2 separate regions of the Mus musculus genome follow, and region 1 is linked to region 2. A link is a loop called in an ENCODE intact Hi-C map of the cell type or tissue named here. Cell type or tissue: gastrocnemius. All regions are shown on one strand. Links, peaks and the distances in the headings refer to the core of each region. The heading gives the core; the rest is flanking DNA.

Evidence for each region. Peaks named below come from ENCODE experiments on the same cell type or tissue, not always from the same donor. Only the 100,000 strongest peaks of a DNase experiment are listed, where the experiment ranks them.
Region 1: a loop joins it to region 2, with 5 times the contacts of the local background. A loop is called at or near these places in 1 of 42 quality-filtered maps.

The regions. Positions count from the first base shown.
Region 1 is chr3:41,403,104-41,414,889 of GRCm38, forward strand. No RefSeq gene overlaps it. Among named protein-coding and RNA genes, the nearest start is that of Gm25487, 32 kb to the right of the region's middle. In gastrocnemius, for the core only: a CTCF peak has its summit at 6,308; DNase peaks (open chromatin) are centred at 5,512, 5,929, 6,327 and 6,433; H3K4me3 peaks cover 1,115 bases; H3K27ac peaks cover 1,293 bases.
Region 2 is chr3:41,503,394-41,515,179 of GRCm38, forward strand. The region is part of intron 4 of 2400006E01Rik (RIKEN cDNA 2400006E01 gene); the gene reads right to left. Among named protein-coding and RNA genes, the nearest start is that of Platr4, 16 kb to the left of the region's middle. In gastrocnemius, for the core only: a CTCF peak has its summit at 6,292; no DNase peak of the experiment used is centred there; H3K27ac peaks cover 1,871 bases.

The sequences.
Region 1 (11,786 bases), core at 4,354-9,353, 100 kb before region 2:
GTGCCCAAGGAGGACAGAAGAGGGGGTCAGATTGCCTGGAGCTGCAGTTACGGGTGGTTACTTATCAACCACCATATAAATGCTAGGAACTGAACCCAGGTATAAATGCTAGGAACTGAACCCAGGTATAAATGCTAGGAACTGAACCCAGGTATAAATGCTAGGAACTGAACCCAGGTATAAATGCTAGGAACTGAACCCAGGTCCTCTGGAAGAACAGCCGCTGTTCCAGCCCCACCATGTAAATTTTTTCCTAGCTGAACCTCTCAGTTTTCTGCCAATCAAATTGTCTCTGCTGTCCCATGACAAACCCCCCTACCTGTTTCACATGCACCTCCCACGGTATCATGACTGAAGGTAAAATCTGATAGCCTATAACTTAGAGATGGCGGCTGGGGACCTCATAGGGCTGGAGAGTTATCCTCCAGCATGGGCCACACAGGCTCACAGTGGCACCGTTTCACAGACCTCGGGACTGGCTCTGTGATTCTAGATTTTAGTCACTCATGCTACCCTACTTCTTCCTTCCGGAGAGGTGAGCTTTTTAAATCGTTGAACAGCATACACATGGCATGCTTTTGGACGGAGCCTGGTGCCAGTGCAGTAACAATTTTTTTCGTGCTTGCATATGAAACACATAAAGTATTGTTTCTGAAGTTTGCCATATATGCCACCCAGAGACATTTAAATCAAGACAGGAACAGCAGGTGTTTCCTCATTGTTTGGGCAGAACTTCACCCCACAGCTCCGTCTCCTCACTAGATCAAACAAAGATGCTTCTCCCAATTTGCTGACCTCAAAAAGTGCTGGCTCTGCTCGTGTCCAATTAAGAGCCATGCTTACAGGTACATTATTGCGGAGTTAATTTGACTGGAAGATTCTTCACGTAACCCCTACTTAGCATTTATCTAAACATAATATGAATATTTAAAGTTTTTAGACTTGGCCCTATAAAATATAAAGATCATTGCTTGTTCACTCAGACCCAGCTCCTGATAATAAAATATTCAAATCTGATGGTAAATACGTAGGCAGTGGAAGAGTGAGTCCACGCACTGACCCTGCAGGCTGGTCTCACTGTAAGTTACTGCAAGCAAATCCTCTGTAGATAAAGGAAACTCTTGCTTATGAAAAGCCTCATTGATTACAACTTGAAATTGCTTTTCATGTGCCCTCTTCCAGAGCCAAGGAGAGAGCAGAGAAAATGTGTGCCGTGGGAAAGCTGAGCGCCGCTTTTCTTTCTCTTGGGAATAGCATTCTGAAAGGTGAAGTGTACACACAACAGGAGCACAGCGAAGGATTCAGCTCCACGGCCGTCAGGATGCCAACAGTGGCAGCTGCTGTAGCTTTAAAAAGGTAGAGCAAATGCCAATGCAGTGAGCAACGTTGCTGGTCATAGTAAAATTAAGCAAGATGCAGTGCTAATAGCCATATGAGGATAGGAAGGACATGACAGGTCCGGTCCTTTCCAGATAAACAGAAATGTAAACAGATTGAAATAATCAGATGAACACCCATGTATGGGACAAACAGATGGCATGTAGGTAAAGGCACTGGCCATCAAGAAGCCTGACGTCCTGAGTTCGATCCCTGGGAACAACACTGTAAGAAAAGTCCATGTCCTGCAAGTTGTTCTTTGACCTCTACACACATGCTGCCACCACACGCACACACACACACACACACACACACACACACACACACGAATTAATGTGAAAAAGAATCCAAGCAGTAGTTACCTTCTGCCCCCACTGTAGCCAAGAGCTTTCTAGGATCTACAGATATTATTTTCTCATTGCTTTATCAGTGGTGACACTGACAGGACAAATAGATACACGGGAGTCGCAAGCTACTCTACTGAGCAGACACACACTTTGGGAAGCAATTTCATAAGTTGTGTGAAACTCCTAGGACTTCCCGTTTGCTTTGCATTTCCTCATGAGCATCTGTCTTTTTCCTACTAGGTACCAGACCTCACCAGAACATTTTCCAATGATTGCTGTCAGTCAAGCTGTGCCCACAGGCCTGAAACTTCCTGTTGGAAGGCAAAGCAGGGCTGCCTATCTGCTCAAAGTTAGGAGCACCATTCCTTTTTTTTTTTAATTGGATATTTTCTTTATTTACATTTCAAATGTTATCCCCTTTCCTGGTTTCCCCTCTGAAAAACATCCTCCCCATATCCCTTCCCCCTCCCCCTTCCTCCTGCCCACCAACCCACTCACTCTCTGCTTCCTGGCCCTGGCATTCCCCTATACTGGGGCATGTAATCTTCACAAGACCAAGGAACTCTCCTCCCATTAATGACCGATTAGGCCATTCTCTGCTACATATGCAGCTAGAGCCATGAGTCCCACCCTGTGTTTTCTTTGATTAGTGGTTTAGTCCCAGGGAGCTCTGGGGGGTACTGGTTAGTTCATATTGTTGTTCCTTCTATGGGGCTGCAAACCCCTTCAGATCCTTGGGTTCTTTCTCTAGCTCCTTCATTGGGGACCCTGTGCTTCGTCCAATAGATGGCTGTGAGCATCCACTGCTGTCTTTGTGAGGCACTGGCAGAGCCTCACAAGAGAGAGCTATATTAGGGTCCTGTCAGCCAAATCTTTCTGGCATATGCAGTAGTGTCTGGGTTTGGTGGTTGTAAATGGGATGGATCCTCAGGTAGGGCAGTCTCTAGATGGTCATTTCTTCAGTATCTACTCCACACTTTGTCTCTGTAACTCCTTCCATGGGTGTTTTGTTTCCCTCTTCTAAGATGGATAGAAGTATCCACACTATGGTCTTCCTTCTTCTTGAGTTTCATGTGGTTTGTGAATTGTGTCTTGGGTATTCTGAGCTTCTGGGCTAATATACACTTATCAGTGAGTGCATATCATGTATGTTCTTTTGTGATTGGGTTACCTCACTCAGGATGATATACTTCAGATTCATCCATTTGCCTACAAATTGCATAAATCATTGTTTTTAATATCTGAGTAGTACTCCATTGTGTAAATGTACCACATTTTCTGTATCCCATTCTTCTGTTGAGGGACATCTGGGTTCTTTCCAGCTTCTGGCTATTATAAATATGGTTGCTATGAACATAGTGGAGCATGTGTTCTTATTACATGATGGAGCATCTTCTGGGTATATGCCCAGGAGTGACATTGCTGGCTCCTCAGGTAGTATTATGTCTAATTTTCTGAGGAACCACCAAACTGATTTCCAGAGTGGCTGTACAAGCTTGCAATCCCACCAGCAGCGGAGGATAGGAATGCCATTCTTATCTCATCTCTTTCTACACCTCTAAAGCAAGCTGGATTCACCCACTGTGCTTTTTCCTATCGACCCAAGTTAGCATAAGAATCCATAGGGAAGATCAGGACAAATGGAATAGTTAGAAAATATTGAAGAATTAAAAGTTGTAGCAAGCAAGCCATTCCCTGAGGGCGGGAGTTCAGGAGAGCTAGCCCTGCCCCTCGTGAGTGGTGGCATGGGCCGGGGATAAATGCTTTCCCTTCAGCCTCTCACTGCCTGTGGCAGGTGAGTGAGCTGCCTCCAAGGGCTTTAGAGTGGTTGAGCCAGCCCAACACATGGGTGAGCTAGCACGGGGCAAAGCTGGAGATCTTGCCCTGGGTGTGGGTGCAGGAGAGCTGGCAGACTGACCAATTCAGCTACCACCCAGGCCCACATTCAGGGCTTTGAATTGGCCCACCCGAACATCTACCACATCTATGAGCTACTGGAGCACATGAAGGGACCAGTCCTGCAGAGATAAAGCTGCAGGGTCTCCATGGATATGGAGGGCAACAACAGGATATCCAAGAGGAGCCCCGGTGAGGATCCAGTATTGACAGTTTAGCAGAAGCCAGAGGCTTCAAATCATACCAGACTCATTGCAATGAACATTTGCAAGTAAAGACATTTGGACAAAACTGTATACTGTATGATACCATGACACACTGCAGCTTCATTAGTGAAATGAGTTTGTTTGTTTCTTCTTTCCTTTCTTTTAATTTATTTTTATTTTTTTGTTTTCTTTTCTGAGGAGGTTGCAAGGACTGAGGGCAGATACAAACGGAGGGGAAAGGAGTGGGATTAGAGTGTGTAATATGAATCAAAAAACGTTAGACAAAAGTTGCAACTGGCAAGCTTTGTATTGCTAGTGAAATTTCAAACATTGTCAAATACTATTTTTTTTAATAAATAAACATATTGAGGGTGTTAAAATAACTGTCAGCAACATGCAATTCAGTTTCATCAAAGCAAACCCAGTTGTCCTGCGATATACAGCCTAGGTTCACATTTGCAGATGACATTGCCTGGTATAATAGAGAAAGCTTAGCAAACCCAGATGTGAGTTTGCAGTTTATCACTGATTGCTTACTGTCTTTGGTTGAGTACCCTTCTGTGTGCTTCAGTACTTTCCCAGAAGGCAAGAAAGATACCTGACTGAGTGGGCCATTGGTAAGGATGCAGCTTTAGAAGAACCAGCCTAAAACAGAGCCTGATACACAGGGACTTAATGGTAAGCCTCCATGTTACTTATCACCTGAGCACAAGACTCTCATGACAGTGACAGGTACAAGGACCCTTTAACACGATAAATACTGAAGGAACAGCTGTGGTATTAGATATAGAGAGTTTGCCTAGTACTCATTTAGTCCTGGGCCCTACTATCAGCACTATATATGCCCCCTTTTAGTGGCTCAGGGCTGTAATCCCAGCCTTGACAGGTGGAGGCAGGAAGATTAGAAGTTCAATGTCATCTTTAGCTAGATGGTAAATTTGAGGTCAGCCTGATCTAAATGAGAACTTGTTGCTTTTTTTTTTTTTTTAAAGAAAGTAATAAAAGGCCTACAAGGAACTGGCAGAAGCAGGGAACTGTATGATGCCACCAGGGAGGTCTCAGACCATCCGGCCCACTACACCAGTCACAACGCATGGACAAGTGAGTGCAAGACGTTTTGAGGCCTGCAATGTGGCTAGTAGGTGAAAGTTGGATGATCTGAGGTCAGCATCTGGAACTCTCCCGTGGAAAGGAGAAATGACCCCCTACAAGTTGCCCTCTGATCTCCACACAGATGCCATGCTCACACATGTGAGCCCACTCGTGCCTGTGCACACATGCACGCATGCACACACAGTCACTCACGCTTTCATGTACACTAATAAATAAAATTTATTTTTTTAAAAAGTAAAGTTTTTAAAGTGAGCAATTTGCGTGGAAGCAAAAATAATAGGCGAAAAATGTGCTTAACCAATAAAAAATAATTTTGCCCACTTTATCCAGAATTAGCCTAGTGGTGTCTGTTACCCCTAGCCCCTTGCGAGCTCAGGAAAGGGCAGATTTCTCAGTGGTTGCAGAAATGTCAGTGTCGAACGCTTCCCCTCGCCTCCTGTATTGCAAACCTTTTCTCTCTATTGCCTCATTCCCCACGCACCTCTTATGGGCAGTTTGCCTAAGATTTTCTTCCCGTTCTCCCTGTGTGGCCACGTGGCTAGGCTGACATAAGCTTGTCGGGGTGGAGTATATGCGTGCCAGGATGCAGGCAGGCAGTCATGTGACCTGGCCCCAGCAGCTTTGAATCTACCACGTCTGAGATTTCCATGACGCACCTGCTGCCGTCACACCCCCTCCCTTGTAAATAAATAGTCAAATCTTTTCTGAAAGTGACTTTGACAAAGAGCAGCTTAAATCCGCCGAATTGTGGGCGAATGACCTGTTATCTAGGAGTAAAACAACTGCGGATAATCACCTCCTTCGCCCCCATCCCCACCCCTGCCCCCGTGTCCTTTGCGCTTCTGCTGACCACTTCTGCTGAGACAAAAGGACAGGATCTTTAGAGATCGCTCTGGCTTGATTAGCATGCTGATCTAGGAGGCAGGTTTCTGGGTTCTCACCCAACTTTTTGGCTGCTATTCAGAGGATTTAACAGCGCTCTTTGTCAATAGTATAGTGTACAAAGCCCATCTAAAAATAGAACATTTCCAGGGTCTGGATCGCGTGCGTAGCTTGAGTGGCAAAGGCTGTGTTGTACAAGACAGATTACAGGCAAGTTACTCCCCGGTACTTTATATGCAGGGCTGTTCACACGCTTCGTTTTCGTCTGGTTGGGTTAAATAATGCAAACACATTTACCAGTGTACATGGTTGTTTATTTGTGCTCTGGAGAGTGTGTGTGTGTGTTTATGATGGAGAGATCTACATGTTCTGCTCTGTGAAAATCAAACAAAGCTGTCCCCAATGAGGTCAGTGGTGGAGTTAAGCAGTGTGGCCCACACTCCTGAGAGCCACTGACTGACACCCGGTGGTTGTTAAAGGCAGGTCCTGCTGTGCTTGCTGCCCTAGAGGATTTTTGCAGGGTGTGGGAGTCAAATAGAGGCTCTGACAACCAGTGGGTCCCCTGGATCTAGATGGAGCCTCTGTGATCCTCGTGTGGGAAAGTTCTGCATGATGGAGAGTTTCTCACCCTGTGACAGGTGGCTTGCTCTTCCCCTCCCTCACTCCTTAGACTGGGTGGGCTTGCCCCACCCCCATGCTGAGGTGGTTGTCCTTGGTGAGTGTGGAAGCAAGAATCACTGAGATTCAGAGAAGCCAACAGAGGGAGGCACTCACAGGAACATAAAACCAGAAAATTATTTTCTGAACCAAAGACGCTGGGAACGGGTGTTTGAGAGCCCAAACGACACCTTCTTCTGTTTTGATCTATAACTGGAGGGTGTTCCTGTATCTTGGGGAGAGAGGAATTTTTGCATGCCAAAACACAATGCAATGATCTTTTACATAAATAACCTTTAACGCACTTGGAGAGTCACCCTCGGTGAAGGCTCGGTCTTTCTGGCAGGTGGACTTCCTTCTAGGATACGGAAACTCAGAACAGGGACAGTTCTTGGAGGAGCTGGGCCAGGAAATACGATATAGAAGATTTAAAAAACCCAGCCTGTCATTTTGGCAAACTCTTCTCCTACCCAGATTTTATGGCTTTAAATTGATACACGTTGGGTGAATTGGGTCTGACAGTCTAGCGGCAGTCCATATTGATTCCCCTCTCTCCCTTGCTTCTGTGGGGTGACTTTGGAAGAGTCATGTGAAGTTACTGCTTCCCCACCCCAACCCTGCATACAATCCTTATCTATGGAACCGGGAGAAGAGCCGAAGCAAAGCATTTGGTACTTGGTAATAGAGTCACTGTAATCACCATTGGTCCCCGCAGCCTTACTTGTTGATCTCTCTCAAAATAGGGGTCTTGATTGTTGACACTGAGTGTCATCTGGAGAGGACAGGGGAGTCAAGCCTCTCCTCACACCTGTGAGGGATTATCTAGGATTAAGTTAACTAAGGTGGGAGACCCTCCTTAACCACGGGAGGGTCGAACCATTTTAAAGGTGAAGGTAATGAATTTTATAGGTGGAAGAGTAAGGAGAAGCTTCATTCTACCAGTCACCTCTCTCTGCTTCCTGAGGGTTGAAGCAGTGTGACTCGACTTGCCAGCCTCCTCTCCAGCCAAGATGAAGGATAACCTGTTCAACTGTGAGCCAGAATAAAACCCTTCTTTCTTTAAGTTGCTTCTTGCCAGGTATTTTGTTATAGCCACAAAAGAGTAGCTAATGCAGGCGTCATCTCATACACTGAATCCTAAATATTTCATTTATAATAATTGTATTTAAATGCAAGTACAGGAGTCTTGTGCCGTGCTGCATGGGTGGAGGTCAGAGGATGGCTTTCAGGAGTCGGTTACCTCGTCCCACCGTGGATTCTGGGCATTGAATTCAAGTCAATAGGCTTGCGTAGAAGTATTTTACCTACCGAGCTCTCTCTCCAGCCCTTTGACACACCACCACCGTCATCACTATTGTTATCCTGACCATTGAAGAATGAGTCACTCATCAGAACGCAAGAAATCAGTCAGCCCTTTATCACCAGCTCGACCATAATGAGGGTTAATTTCTCCTTGGAACTGATTTGAAAGATAACATAAACCATTATCTTGGTCATTATGGCATTTCCTCAGACTGGATTTTATTTTTCATGCAAAAGGAATTATGATTTTTCTTCAATAAGACAGATTTGGGTTTACTTCCCGAAAGAGCCAGGAGAACAATGGAAATTTCATCTCTTGTCTGAGACGGAACATTCAAACCAACAAGGGAACAAAACCAAACCAAGTGTGAAGAGCGTGAGCTCGGGAGGCACCTTGCACAGTTCCGCCGTCGGAACGGCCAAATGGCTTCCTAAAGTGATGGGCACAGCACAAGATGTACCAGTGTTTATGAAGTTAGGGAGGTGCATGGAATAGTTCTGCAAGAGAAAAATCAGAGACACTCGGCAAAATGGAGGGTGACACCTTCCAAGATTGGCTTCCAGCACTGGCTTCTAAACCCACTCTGCAAAGAATTGCTGTTACAAAGCCTTATTTTTTACTGATTTTCACCTGGGAGTTAACCAAATCCCCACATTAGACCATTGCTCTAGCCAAACACTTGAGAAAAAGCACCTTAAGAAAACAAGGAAAAAAAAAAAGCCGGGCGTGGTGACACACGCCTTTAATCCCAGCACTCGGGAGGCAGAGGCAGGAGGATTTCTGAGTTCGAGGCCAGCCTGGTCTACAAAGTGAGCTCCAGGACAGCCAGAGCTATAAAGAGAAACTCTGTCTCGAAAAAAAAAAAAAAAAAAAAAACAAAAACAAAAACAAAAACAAACAAACAAACAAAAAAACCAAGGGTTTGTTTGGGCTAGCAGTTAAAGGATACACAGCTTGTCATGGCAGAGAATGCACCGAGGTCAGAGCACAAAGTGGGTCGGAGGACAAAGCAGCTTAATACAGGGCATGAATGGTGAGCTGGAGATGACCTTGAGAGGTAAGTGGCTTGATGCCAATCCTAACAACCTGAGTTCAAGTCCCAGGGTCCACATCATAGGAGACAACTGACGCCTGCAAGATGTCTTCTAACTTCCACGAATGGACACAGATATGCACATGTGCACACACACACACACACACACACACACACACACACACACACCACAAATACAATTTGAAAGATGAACGTTGGTGCTCATCTTGCCTTCTTTCTTTCCCTTTTATTCAGTATGGAACCCCAGACTGTGGGAAGTGCTGGGTAGGTCTTGACTTCTCTGCTAACCCTCTCCAAAACCACCTTCACAGCCACTAGAGGTCTGTCTGTAGATGACTAAAATTCAGTCAAGGTGATACTAAGGTCCCTATATGGTCCCCATATACGTCTCTGACAAATGTATAAGTAGTTTGGAACTATTTATGGATCTTTCACATCAATTCACTATAAAAATCGTATTGAGTCAGGACATGGTGGTGTATGCCTTAAATCTCAGCAATTGGGAGGCAGAGGCAGAGGGGCAGAGGGGCAGAGACAGGCAGAGACAGAGGCACAGATATCTGGGTTTGAGGCTAGCTTAGTCTACAAAGCAAGTTCTAGGACAGCCAGGACTATACAAAGAATCCCTGTCTCTAAAAAATAAAAATAAAAAAATTCATAGTGAAAAGGCAGTGAATTTTGAAAATTGCCTTCATTTCATTTTTGCTGACCAGATAATAATTGTTTGCTTTTTCCTCATATGGAAAATGTAAACAAAATGCACCACCATTTCCATCAAAGGGTTAAATAGGACAAAACCACATATTAAAAACAAAAAAAACAAAAAACTGTAAAGAAGCCACATGGCAGGAATTCAAATTCCCTCAGGGTCAGCACTTCTGAAAATATGAGGATGTGCTCAGGGTTGCTTCCTCTTCTCAAAAGTTGTGTTCTGCCTTTCAGCGAAGCCATTTGAGAAGGCAACTGAGGAGAAGCGTGAGGCCAAGCTGTGGTCACTCAGAGTGAGGCACAGAACCCCTTTGCACACAAATGGAAGATTATGGGGACAGGGAAGGCAGATAACCAGCCCAACACTAAAGAGAGGGAGAAGGCTAGGCTGACTCCATGACAGACTTCAAACTGGCAGTTAAGGAGACAGGGCCTAAACCTGAGCAAGTCCAGGCAAGCCTAGGTGAATAGAAAAACCCTAGGCTCCAGCCTTCAGCCCCAGGTAATGTAATGTCCCAGACACCTGGCCTGAGGCAGGGGCAATGGGTCAGCAGCAGTTTCCAGATTTTCCTCAGCTACTTCCTCAGTAGTAGTTCCCAGACCTCCCCAGCAAGGTTCCAGCCCCCACACCCAGGTAATGAAATGTCCTTTGAGATGGACCCAACAGATTAACATAGAGGTCACCCATCCCAGAGTTCCCTAATGTGCTTTAAATTAGGCCTAAAGCTCACTTGGGGGGTCTGTCTTGGTAATGGGGAGATGCCAGCATGCTGGACTTCTGCAGAATAAAACACTCTTTGAGTTTATATCCTGAGTCCAGGGTGTTATTCTTCCTCAAATCATGGACCCTTACAAGAGCAGCCGCCTCAGACACTAACCTTATTGACTTTTTTTTTTAATGTTTGACTCTCTGTGTGTGCATGTGACTATGTTGTATATGTGTTCATGTGTGGGGCATGCACAGACATGTGGAGGCTAGATGTAGATGTCATGTGTCTTCCTCAACTTTTCTCCTTAGTTTTTGAGAGCTTCATAGGTGAACAACACTGGATCTACATGCTAGCTCCTCTGTCTATCTTCCAACTCCTCCTTCGTGCCCTCTCTCCTGAACTCACTTCATTCATGATGTCTTCTTTAATGGTTATGTGTGTGTGTGTGTGTGTGTGTGTGTGTGTGTGTGTGTGTGTGTGTGTGCATATGTGCATGTGTGAATACATGTGTGTGTTCAACCTACTCTACAATCTATTGAGTCTGTTTACCTTTGCCCACATGTACTTGTGTCCATGGCTGACTACTGGGTTGGACCACCTATTGAAAAGGAGGGAGACAGGTGATTGTTCTTCTCTTAGAAGCCACTGGCCACATGTAGCTCTTCATCTAGGGCTGAAATGTTGAACCCGGAGCTCACTTGTTAGCTAGACCATCTGTCCAGAGAGCTCCAGGATCCATCTGTCTCTGTCTCCCTTGGTTACATCATCACTACAGACATGCACAACCACACCTGGATTTTTAATGTGGGTTCTGGGGCTCTGAAGCCAGGTCCTCACAGTTAGCTGACAGACACTTTACCAATGAGTTATCTCTTCAGACTCTGGGCTTTCTTTACATCTTTAATCTTAGCCTTCTAGCCTCCAGAATCCTAAGACAATCTGTTGTTAAAGTCACACAGCAGCGCTTGGCTGTGGCAGCCCTTGCAGATTAACATGGTGACCTTGACCAAGATGTAGGGTTTCTGATAGGTAAAGCGAGTAAGCGTGTGCTGTACTTCTCCCTCCTGTCAGGAAACACGTTCCTTTGCTTGCATGCTGTTTTTCTTTTTTCTGTCGTTGGTCGTGAGGTGAGGTGTAAAGAACTGAGAAGTGGTGGAAGGAAGGGAAAGGACAAAGGAATTCAGGAAGGGAGAGGAAGAAGCAGAGGTTGATACTGTCCTAGCGTTTTACAAACACATGGAAGAAGCCGAAGAAGCATCAGGGAGTGGGGAAGCAGCCACCACAAGAGCAGGGAGCCATTGAAAACTGAGGAAAAACATTAAGAATGACAACTACAGAATATTTAACAAGATCATCCAAAATCTTTAATTTATCTGTTTCCAACAATGAAGACTTTATTGCTCACTTGTGGCCTCTTGATAAACTCAACCTTTATCTTCTTGTGAAGATAAATTTGAATATTATCATTATAGCTATGACTTACAGGGTATTTATAACCCCCAGGCTCATTTTTCTGCCACATTATTTTTGCAG
Region 2 (11,786 bases), core at 3,861-8,860:
TTGCTGGGATCTTGGAGCAGCATGCCTCCCCTGGATCTGGTGGTTGCTCAAAGTTGCTCATCAGATCTCAGTTGCCAATCTGTGCCAGTCACAACCTGGGTTCTTCAGCAGATTCCCACTGAACAGGGCGCTTTAGATGGAACAGACAAGGGAGAGTGGCCTGGCTCTGGTTAAAGATTCCCAGAATTACAATTTTGGTTAGATTTTCCCTAAACTGCCTTTGAACTAAGTTCAGTTCTGAGAATGCATTCTAGAGACCTTAAGGATGCTGGGAGCCCTAAAATCCATCCACCTACTATAGAGTCTCAAGCCTGGAAGTCAATGGAACACCTAGGGTGTATCCTGCCTCTGGAATTCTCAAGAAGCTCCCCATACTCAAGGCAGCTTTGGTGTCACCCAGAACTCACAGGGAAGCAAGACAATAAAGTACTGAGAGTGTGGTACCCAGGACTAGGGATTTATCTCAGTGGTACAGGGTTTGTGTATCATGTCCAAAGCTCTGAGTTTGATACCAGCAAGTAGGTACTATGTTGAAAGACATTAACAAAAAAAAATCATCATAGTCACATTGAGATGCCTCTTTGTTTTACGTTCTTTGGAAGACTCTAGAAGGAAATCTCTCAACAATGGCTTCCACAATAGGCAGGGATGCTTGAGAAGTGCCAGGTTGCTTAACACTCAGGCTTTTGGACTATGTATCAAAGTATTTGTGTAAAATGTAACCATGAGTCATTCACTAAAAGATATCTATAAACATTTTCATTTTCTTATAAATAATTACTAGAGGAGAAAGAGAGCAACTAGAAGAAAGGACGGCAGCACCCTAAGTGCTTGTACCTCATCCAAAGCTCTTCATAAAGGCTCCATGCAAGAAGCAGGAGCATGATTTTAATGGGCTGGGTGGGTGCTTGCATTCCCAGGGCACAAAGCAGGAGGTTGGGAGAGCTCAGTGCTCCGAACCCAATGTACTTTATACAATTATTCATAGAAGAATGGTTGGGTTTTAATTATTTATGATAATAGCCCTCAGTGCACTAGTAAATGTCCTTCGGTGCATATTTTGTAAAATAATGAAGTCTTTGTGATATGGGCTTTCTCTGAAGCTATAAGCAACCCTCTCCTCACTAAAAACCCAGGGCAGCAGAGTGTGTTTGTGCTTGCATGTAAGTGTGCGTTTAAGTTGTCAAATTGAGGTTTACCAAGATGCCATTAAATTGGACTGGGGATTTCTCATCCTCCTCATCCCCCTATCCTCCTCCCCCAGCCCTAGAGTTGGTAACTTGACCAAAGGAAACATCACCACCAGCGAGATCAGCAGACTGTCTTGAGTATTTGTTTCTGCCTTTTGCACTGCTTGCCAGTTCCCTTCTGCTGCTATACTCTTACAGTATTTCAATAAAACAGAGCAAGACAGTCAATCTCTAGTCCCCTCTCTAGTCTAAGTTGTACTTCATACACTTTGTGAATATATCATATTATGTCAATGGACTTCCTCTCCGTTTTCTGCTTGTGCCTTTTGTTCTTTTTTCCTGTTACCTCTGCTGTTAGATTAAATTTTTCCTCCTTTAAGAAATTTCAGTGCACTAAAGTCAGAGTTCACAGGACCATGTCAGTGTCATCCCATTGGTTAAGAGTCACAGGACCATGGTTTGCTGTGTCTCAGCGATGTCATCCCATTGGCTGAGAGTTCGCTGCATCACCTGTATGTCTCATTCCATTGGCTGAGAGTACACCATATGAGCTGTGTGTGTCATCCCATTGGCTGATAATTTTAGTTTGAAAGGATAAAACCACCAACATTTAAGGTTCTGTTTTATACTATTTCAGTAACCAAGATCATTTTCAGGTGTCCGACCTTTATAACAATAGTGACGAATGGTCACTTTACAACGAACAGAGCAAACCCAAGCTTCACTTGATGCAACATTTGTGGTTGTGCTATTTGCAGGTCACCTAAACAGTCCTACTGTGTTGTGGTTTACAATAGGAATTTCTGTTCCGTAGAGGTTTTGCAAAATTATGGGATAATCTCTGTAAATAACTTTACAAAAAAAAATTGACCATGCTTGAAAGCTGGTGGGCAAGACTCTTGATAAGCAAAGCTCATATTACTCGTGCTGGAGACTTGAGCTTTTATGAAGAGTCTGGACGTAGCTCTTGAGATTTTACCACTAATAACTATTCGCTTAAACTGCCCATCATCTTGTAAGCGCCACGATAAGACGACTACTTGAAAGCTATCTGTAAGTGTCTCTTTCTCAGATGAGATTACAAACAAGTTGTAGTCATTGAGACAGGAACTGAACCTGCTAACATCAAATTTATTCACCTACAAATTAAACATGGCTTCAGGGCAAGTGAAGCATGCTGACCAAATTTTGCTTGAGTCTCTTCTATTTCCAGAACAAAGAGCTTCTCTGACATCTAAAGTAAATGGATCATCAATGAGTTAGTTGAAAGATATTGGGTAAAAATAAAAATCCGATTATCTGGGAGCTAAATCTCAGATTATGTAAGGTGGGCCCAGTGCTGGCAAAAGGGGCTGTGGGGACCATGTCAGGGTGCTCAGACACTGTGAGAGCCCAGATGGGCGGCAGTTTCTAAAACACGTAATAGAACCCACCTGGCCGTCAGGGTTAAAATGTTGGTTTATGGATGTGACAGATGGAACAATAAGAGTGACAGAAGATGATTTGCATCCGCTGGGCTGGTGACATTCCTAGTGTGGCTGAGGAAGGATTATAACGTCAAGATCTGCCTTGCTATAGAATGAATTCAAGGCCAGCCTGGCAACTTAGACTCTGTTTCAAAATAGAAAGAGAGGGCTGAGGATACAGCTCAATGGCGAAGTGCTTGACAAGTGTGTTGCATCCCCATGGCTGCCAAGTGTCCTGGGATTGGCACTTCTGTCCATGTGGAGGACCAATGCAATCATTTTTTCATTCATTGCTCCATAGCACATGTTTAGCAAACATCATTCATACTTGAATTCCTTAGTTTGTAATGAGAGTTTTACCACCACAAAAGCAGACACACATGATTTATGCATCATTTCAAACCACATGAGGGAAGCTGGCTAATTTAAAGTACAGTTAATAGAAAGAATTAAGAATTTACCCTGGCCTTCCACAGGATCCACATGTCAGGATGCATAAAAGTACTCTAGCTAATGATGAAGTAATAATTTTCAGAAAACCGATACTTATAACTTAATTAACTACTGACTGTAAGTTGGGACTGCCGACATCTGATGGTATCACAGGAGAAATCAGTGGGTGAATGGCATGTGCCCCCTTACAATGTGTGCAACTTCACCCTGGAAGTCACCTTGGCAACAAGAGTTTAATGAGGGCCTAAGATCTAAATACTATTTCACAAGATACTAGAACAGTATAATATCTTTTCTTTTTAAAAATATTTTCTCTTTATTCTTGAAAATTTTGTGCATATATACAATAAAATATAATCATAACTGCCTCCCATTTCCCCCCTGTAACTCACCCATTTACTTCCCAACACATCACCTCCCAACTTTATTTCATCTCCTCTTCTTAGTGCAATCAATACTGCCCATATGTACATGGGTAAAGGGTCATTCTCTAGACCATGGCAAATATACCGTGGGTCACAACCTCAAAATGAATGACTCTACTTGCTCCACCAGCTACCACATCGCTCCTCAGTTAGGGTTGGGGCCTGAAGAGCATCTTCCCCATCTACACCACAATTGTAGTTGACTAGATTTCATATAGGTTTTGAGCAGTGTCCTTAGTTAGGGTTTTACTGCTGTGAACAGACACCATGACCAAAGCAAGTCTTATAAAGCACAACATTTAATTGGGGCTGGCTTACAGGTTCAGAGGTTCAGTCCATTATCTTCAAGGTGTGAACATGGCAGACACGATCAGGCAGAGCTGAGAATTCTACATCTTCATCTGAAGGCTGCTAGCAGAATACTGACTTCCAGGCAATTAGGATGAAGGTCTTAAAGATCACACCCACAGTGACACACCTACTCCAACAAGGCCACACCTACTCCAACAGGGCCACTCATTTGGCTAAGCATATAAAAACCATCACAAGCAGGTAACTAGAGATGCTATAGCTCATGAGTACAGCCACAGGCTGTGTCCAGAAGATAGCATTTCATAGCATGTATCCCTCCTCTGGTTTTTTTTCTGTACCCCTACCCTGAGCCTTGTTGGGGAGAGTGGTTGATAAAGGTATGGTTGATAAAGGTGGCTTAGGGTTGAGTACTTTATCTCTTATAGAATGCTTTCTTTTTAAAAAATGAGACTATAGAGGCGGCCCAGGCATTAAGAATGCTTGTTGCTCTTGCAGAGGACCCAGGTTCAGTTCTCAGCATCCACATGGTATCTCACAACCATTAATAACTCCAATTCCAAAGGATCCAAGGCACTCTTCTGACCTCTGTAGATATGTACATGATGTACAAACATGCATTCAGGTAAAGCACTCATACACATAAAATAAAATAAACCTAAAATAATACTTTAAACCACTATAAGGGTTGAATCAACAAAATCTAGTCCATGTGAAATTCAGTGGGAAAAGTTCTTAAAATTTAAAAGTATTGGGAGATAAAGCAAAAGAGGCTAGGGGGTGGCTTAGTTGTCTGTCTGTCTGAGTTGTGGCAGCATGTGTAATCCACCTGAGAAGTCAGAGGCAGACTGTCCCTGAGGCTCACTGGCCAACAAATCTAGAGGGGTCATTGATCTACTGGTTAGTGAGAAATGTAGCCGTCTCCAGTAAAGTGAGGAAAATAGTAAAACACCTGACACTGGCCCCTGGCTTCCATGTGGACCAGCACTCATGCACGCATGCCTTTGCATACACACACAAGGAGACACAGTGTTATAGCAATGAGAAGGTAAGGCAGGGAGGCTGACAGAACTGTCAATTAATTGCTGTGTATGACTCTAACTTAGAGAGAGGCAAACTGTAAAGAAGCAAAAACAGACAGCTGAAGCAGCATAGACACATGTCTGAAGGTATGGAGAAATTAAATAGTGGGCCAGTGAGATGATTCTGTGGATATCAGCAGTTGCTGCCCAGTGATACATGCGTGACAACCTGAGTTTGATCCCTGGGATCCGTGTGAAAGTGGAAGAGAAGAGCTGATTCCATAAAGTGGTCCTCTCCCCTCCACACACACACCACTGCACACACCCACACACACACACCATGGCATATGCATCACACACACACCATAGCACATGTACCACATACACAATATGGCACACATACACACACACACACACACACACACACATTCAAACACACACTCTGGCACATGCACCCACACACACACCATGACACACACCCACACACAACATGGCACACATACTCACATACACACCATGGCACATGCACTCACACATACATAATATTCACAAAAAACGCATAATAAAATGAAACAAGTAAAAGAACAGTCTTAAAGCAATTTCATTCTGCACTGGGGCTCTAGGTCAGTGGCAGGCACATACCCAGCATATGTAAGGCCCTGAATTTCATCTCCAGCACAGAGGAAAGCAGGAGACTAATTTTTTAGGTAAGAGGTTATGGTAATTATGTCTTTTAAGAGGAGGCCTTATCCTTTCAACATAACACTGAACCACGTACCAGTAAAGCAACACACTGTCTAAGATTTCTTCAAAAAACCAAGCATTATAAACAGAGATATAGAAAAGGAAAAAAACTCAACTCAGACTCATTGGGAAATTTACACTTTTATGACACTTGTACATGTTTTTTAAATTCCATAATCGTTTTAATACATAAAAGCCACCATGAGAAAGGAAATATCAGCTCCAAATCAAAAGGAGAGAGAACACAGAAGGCTCGGGAGAAACAGAACATAGCAGGAGTCTAGTGAGAGCAATGAGGGAAAGAGACGAACTGTCATCTGTATGTGAAAGCTTTCTGAACTCAGCAAGTTTGTGCAGACTACTGAAATGTAGCCTCCACTAAGAGCCTTTGGTGGCCAAGGATGACCTTGACTCGCCCCTGAGAGGCTGGGGAGTCTGTCATGCTTGAGGTGTGCCTCCTAAGGAGCTGGAGTTATATTGGGAGTTGGGACATCTTTTGACTGGGCAGCTTTGACAGCTGGCTAGGTTAGCAGTTTAGTTTGCTGCCACAGAAGAAAGCGGGGCCAACTGGGCCACAGGAGGAAGTAACCTGAGTCCTTAACTCCAACCTGGGAGTTGAGTTGTAACTTGCCCACTGTTGCCATGGCTGTGTGGGGACAGAGGAATGCTCTATAGCCTACAGGGCAGCCTGGGGACTCCAGTCCAGGAGAAACCAGTCTTTCACAAACTTGCGAAATACTATTTGGCAAGGCCTATAAGGGTGACTTGTAGCCTAGTTGAATGGAAATATGTGTCAGAAAAGGTGGGAACAGGGCAGAGAAGAAATGCCAGCAAGATGGCCCTGGCTTGTCACTGTTTCAGAAGGGGGAGGAATCACAGAGAAAGAAAAGCTTCCTTTCCCCCCACCTCTCAGCTTTGTGAATTTTAAGTTTTTAGTTGTCTCATTTGTTTTCTGATATTTTTCCTTTCCCTTTGTGAGTGTGTGTGTGCGTGTGTGTGTGTGTGTGTATGCGAGAGTGCACGCTCACGGATGTGGAAAACATAAGACAACCTCCAGTGTCCTCAGGAGTACCCACCCTGTTTTTTGAGACAAGGCCTCTCCCTGGTCTGGAACTCACCACTTAGGCTAGGGCTGGCTGGCTGTCCAGCAACCCCCAGGGACTGCCTGTCTGCCTCCCCAGTTGCTTGGCTAACAAGTGCGATGCCACCACATCCTGCTTTTCATTATATGGGCTCTGGGGATCGAACTTAGGTCCCCCGGCTTGTGAGCACTTTGCTGAGCCCCAGCTGCCTCCCCAGATCCCTGCTCTTTATTTCTCTCTCTTTTTTTTCAAAGCATAACCCTGCTAACTACCACCCTCTAAGCGTAACATTAACTCCCACGCTTCTCCCTGGATACGGAGCTCGCTCCTTTCTCATCTCCATGCCTCTTCCTCCTACCTTTTTGTCAAATCTCGTTCTTAAGAAAAACAGCCTCTCTCCCATTTCCCTCTGGATCTCAGTCTTTTCATGTCCTCTGAGCCTCTGAGGCTAGGTGGCTTCTTCTTGGTTCTGACCTCTGGAGTACGCAACCTTATTGAGAGGAGAGCAAGAAGCTTTCAGAGTGAGATCGCACTGTGTCACCACCCCCCCAAACCCAACCCCAACACACACACACACACACACACACACACACACACACACCGGTTAACTGTTTTACTGGGTGAGGTTCATATCTCTCTTTAGCTTCAAGGAGCTGTTACTAGGATCTTTCAGCATCCTGCTAGGAAAAAGCTGTCAGGGCTTTGCGGGACCACTTGCCCCTTCCTTCCCAACTAGATTCTGTTATTGTCTAAGGAGGATCTGGTTAAAGAGGAGAAGACGGAAATCAGAGCAAGAAGTAGAACGAGACAGGAAGTGACCCATGTTACCCGCTGAAACCTTGCTTAGGGACAGTTGGAGCTCACTTTTTCCCTGGGGAACTGATATCCAAGGCAGGCTCTGAGGACTGCAGAGCCAGAACGCTTCTAAAGCAGGAGCAGAAGAAAGGGGGTGGGGTGGGGAGGAGGGAGGAAAAGAGGGAAAGGGGAAGACGGTAATTAATATCTCAAATATTGCAAGTCGACTTCCACACTATTTAATTGTGTAGAAATAGCTATTTATTTGTATAGTAAAAGTTACTGTATCAAAACTATTCTAATTTCTCCCATGTTTTGTCAAAAAATGGGGGCAAGTTCCATTTTATCTCCACTTTTCTAAGTGAGAAAAGAAAAGATTGGAGAGGCGGGGGTTTTTTGTTTGTTCGTTTGATTTTGTTTTGCTTGTTTTTTGTTTGTTTGTTTGTTTGTTTGTTTTTGGTGACCACGCAGCCAAAACTGATTGTTCAGGGATCTGACTTGATGTATCTTCAGGGTTTTATTGGAGTTTTTTGCTTGCTTTTTGAAAATAAAACGTTTGTTTTATTTATTTGTGTGTGTATGCGTGTATCTGTAGAGGTCAGAGGACATCTTGGACTGGTCCTCACATTCCATCCTGTGCATGAGCTCTGGGGCTCAAAGTTAGGTCATCGCCATTGGCCATAAATACCAAGCCATCTCACCAGCTATATTCCTCTGGTATTTGACAGCTATAGGGTTGTTCATTAAATCAATTGCTATTGCATTTGAGGCTTTACAAAATAACTTTTACTTTTCAAAAGAAAAGCAGCTTGCTTTTTAATATGACAATCCAAGAGACTCATCTTTTTGGCAGGTGTGGAAAGACAAGCATTTACCTATGGAAAACTGGTAATGGGCCATAGAAATAACAATGCCAAAAACCTGCCAGAACTTAGCAATTAACAACTGAAAATACTGGGCCTCAAATGTCAGCGAAGGCCATCCTAACAGTCTGTCTATTAGTAGTCAGTGTCTCTCCCTCTCTGTGTAACATAGTCTGCCCTCAAACCCAAGAGCCTCCTGTCTCAGTTTCCCAGTGTTAGAAATACAGGTGTTTGTCACCACACCCAACAGTCAGGTTTTAAGTAGAGTTTGATTTTCCATTAGTGCAGGAGGAAAAAGATGAGATTAAAGATACTGGCAACCTAGAATAATTTTGTCCAACTGTAATTACACTTCAAGATTTCTACCCAGTATTTTCAGCTTGTAGACAGGGGAAACCAAAGGGAAACCAGACAGAGGTGAGGCCCTGATAACAGCTCTTAAAGCTCATCGCTAAAGTGCTAGCTTCTACTAGTATATATAATGACTAATACATCCTTATGGCTGAATTTTTGTTTACTTCATGATACCAATAAAGTTATAATGAAGGCTACCCAGCAGTTATAATTTTTAAAATAGTAGCAGTAAAGCATATAAGATAATTGCTACATCATAGTTTTCAGAGAAAATGAATTCGTGTGAAAAAAATATAAACATTAAATTTTCTACTTTTTTATTTATTGTCTGTCTGCCTGCTTATTATAACACAGGGCTTTAAATAGTACAGGCTGGTCTCAGGTTTGTTATGTAACTAAGAATGACCTTGAGTTTCTGAGCCCCTGGCCCGTCTCTACCTCTTAAGTGCTGGGACTGCAGACACACACCACTAAGTTGGGTTCTGCTTGGTGCCTGGGAGCTGACTCCTGGGTTATTATGCGTGCTAGGTAAGCATTGCAGCTTACGTCTGAGATATATCCTCAGCCCTCTCTAGGTCTCACACTGTAGCATGGGTTGTCCTGGAGACCTGAACTCATCACAGTCTTCTTGCTTCAGCCTCCCAAGTGCTGCCAGTACAAGTATAAGCTCTCATACCTGGCTTTTAGAAAGAGAGAATCTGTCAACCTCTAAAAATCCCAAGAAATCAGAACATATGTACTGGAATTAAATGAGTGAGTTTAGCTATCCAATATGCAAAACTTAACTGAGTAGAATTTCAGGGCAGAAATGGAGAGCGGCTACCCGATTGTCCTGGGACGCACGTAGAGCACGGGAACTGTCAAGATGGGCAGATTCACCTGGGGTGGTGGCAAGCATGTCTACCAGAGGCATAAACCAAGTAAGGAATCGCCCGTCTCTCAGAGGATTACTAGCACAGCGTTGAGGTTTCCTGCAGGAGCCCAGGAGAAGACCCTGGAGTCCCCGTCACGATAAGCCCTGCTGAGCCTGTAGAGAAGACAGCTCTCCGCTGCTAGGAACAATAAATTGTCCAAAGCCTTTTAATGACTGGCGATGAATCTGCTGGGACAGGTGAGTGATTATCAGTTCTTATATGTCACATGTCACAATCCCATCCTCCATCATTAGACTTCCTGTATCCATTTCTGAGCAGAGGAAAAAACTGCTCGTGCATGCTTTCCCGGCATGCTTTGTGGCATGGGCTGTGAAGGAGTCAGCGGAGATCCCACCTCATGATTAAATAAATGGTCTTGAGTCCTCCAGGACGTAAGGGTGTCTGAGGCCCCTCTTCAGTGATGGAGGCTTTGCCCTGATATTATGAGTGACTTGGGGGTTTGTACCACAGCAGGCCACTACTATTAACTTACAGTGCAGACATGCCTATTTTTCTAATTCTATATCATGAGTATCCAGAATTTTTTTCTGTTTCATTTCATGAATTTTTTCCTTTTTTCCTGTTTTATTTGGGGGAGACGAGGCACTTGAGGAATAGAGAATTAAAGTTTAGCCATGTAACCAGATTGGTCCAAAATTCACCCTAACGTCATGGCCCTCCTACCTCAGCCTCCAGAGGATTACAGGTGTGGACCACTATATTCAGCTTTCTTTTTTTCCTTTTATATACCCATCAAATTTGAAAGCTTCATTAAAAAAAAAAAAACTTGGGCAATTTACATGATTCTGGTTTTTAAAAATGTAAGCCTACATAATAATTAGTCTTTTTCTCCTTTCTGTTCCTAAACAATTACTTCTTGATCCTGCAAACAAAGCAATGTTGCTGAGTTTCCTGTGATCTTCCTTCCGGCCATAGGTTACATACACACAGGAAAAAGTATACTCTCGGGGTCCCCTGCATCCCTACTTATACAAACGACAATTGATTTTGTATACTCTTGAGCTGATATTTTTTCAAGTACAAATAAATTATGAGCGCTTTGAAGACCTCCTCTGCCTTAGCTAGCTCCCCTTTCTAGCCCTCATGGCTCTCACCCTAATAGGCATTTACTTTGCACTTCTGTAAGCTAGCAACACATTCCATTCCCTAATTAGTGGTAAATCTTATACATGCTCATCCGCTCAGCACTATTTCAGTGTAAGCTTCTCAATGATGGGATACACACACTGAGCCACTCCCCGCCCCCTTTGATACAGGATCTAACATAGCAACGTGAATAATTATGAGTTTAATAAATGCCTTTTTATGACTCTAACTTCTGATTTTCTTGCCACCCACTTAGTATTTGGAAACCAGTTCTATCCACTTTTGCAATTCAATTACATTCTAGCTCGTTAACAGTCAGATAAATAACACGGGTTGGCCAGATTCTGAGAGAGGAACCACAGGTTTATTCCTTTATTAAGTCAGTATGTTAGGAAAAGAACCACAAAGTGGTTATACATCTGTCCGTTCTTTCTAATTGTATCTATGTGTTCAGTATAAGTCTAATCATATAGGCAGCTGGATTTCATTAAGAACTTGATAAATATGTCTAACATGTATACGAAGAAGATGTATGAATAGCTAATTTGACTTTTAAAAATAAGAGCAAAGGGATATTAATAAGTATGTGAAAACTTAATAATATGGGCCGGACAGATGGCTTTATTGGTTAAGAGCATTTGCTGCTCTTGCAGAGGATTTGAGTGTGATTCCAAAAACTCACATCAGGCCGTTCCTAACCACCTGCAGCCACAGTTCTAGGTCATCCAACATCTCCTTCTGGCTCCACAGGCGTCGGCACTCGCTCATGCATAGAGCGACACACAGACATTCACATATGCACACAGTTGAAAAAAATAAAAGTAAACCTTTAAATAGGGGGAAAAATATTTAGGAGTAAAGGCTGGGTTTGTCCACACAGGAACAAATCAAAAAATGAAACAGCCTAAAGCAGTCCGAATTCCTGTGTTAATATTTAGCCCCGAAGGTGGTGATACTGAGGTGCAAGGACTTCTGGGGTGTTTGGCAATTAGGGGAGGAACCTTCATGAGTCAGATCACAGCTGTTGAACAGGAAAGCAGGAGAAAGCCCTTCCGCCTTGGT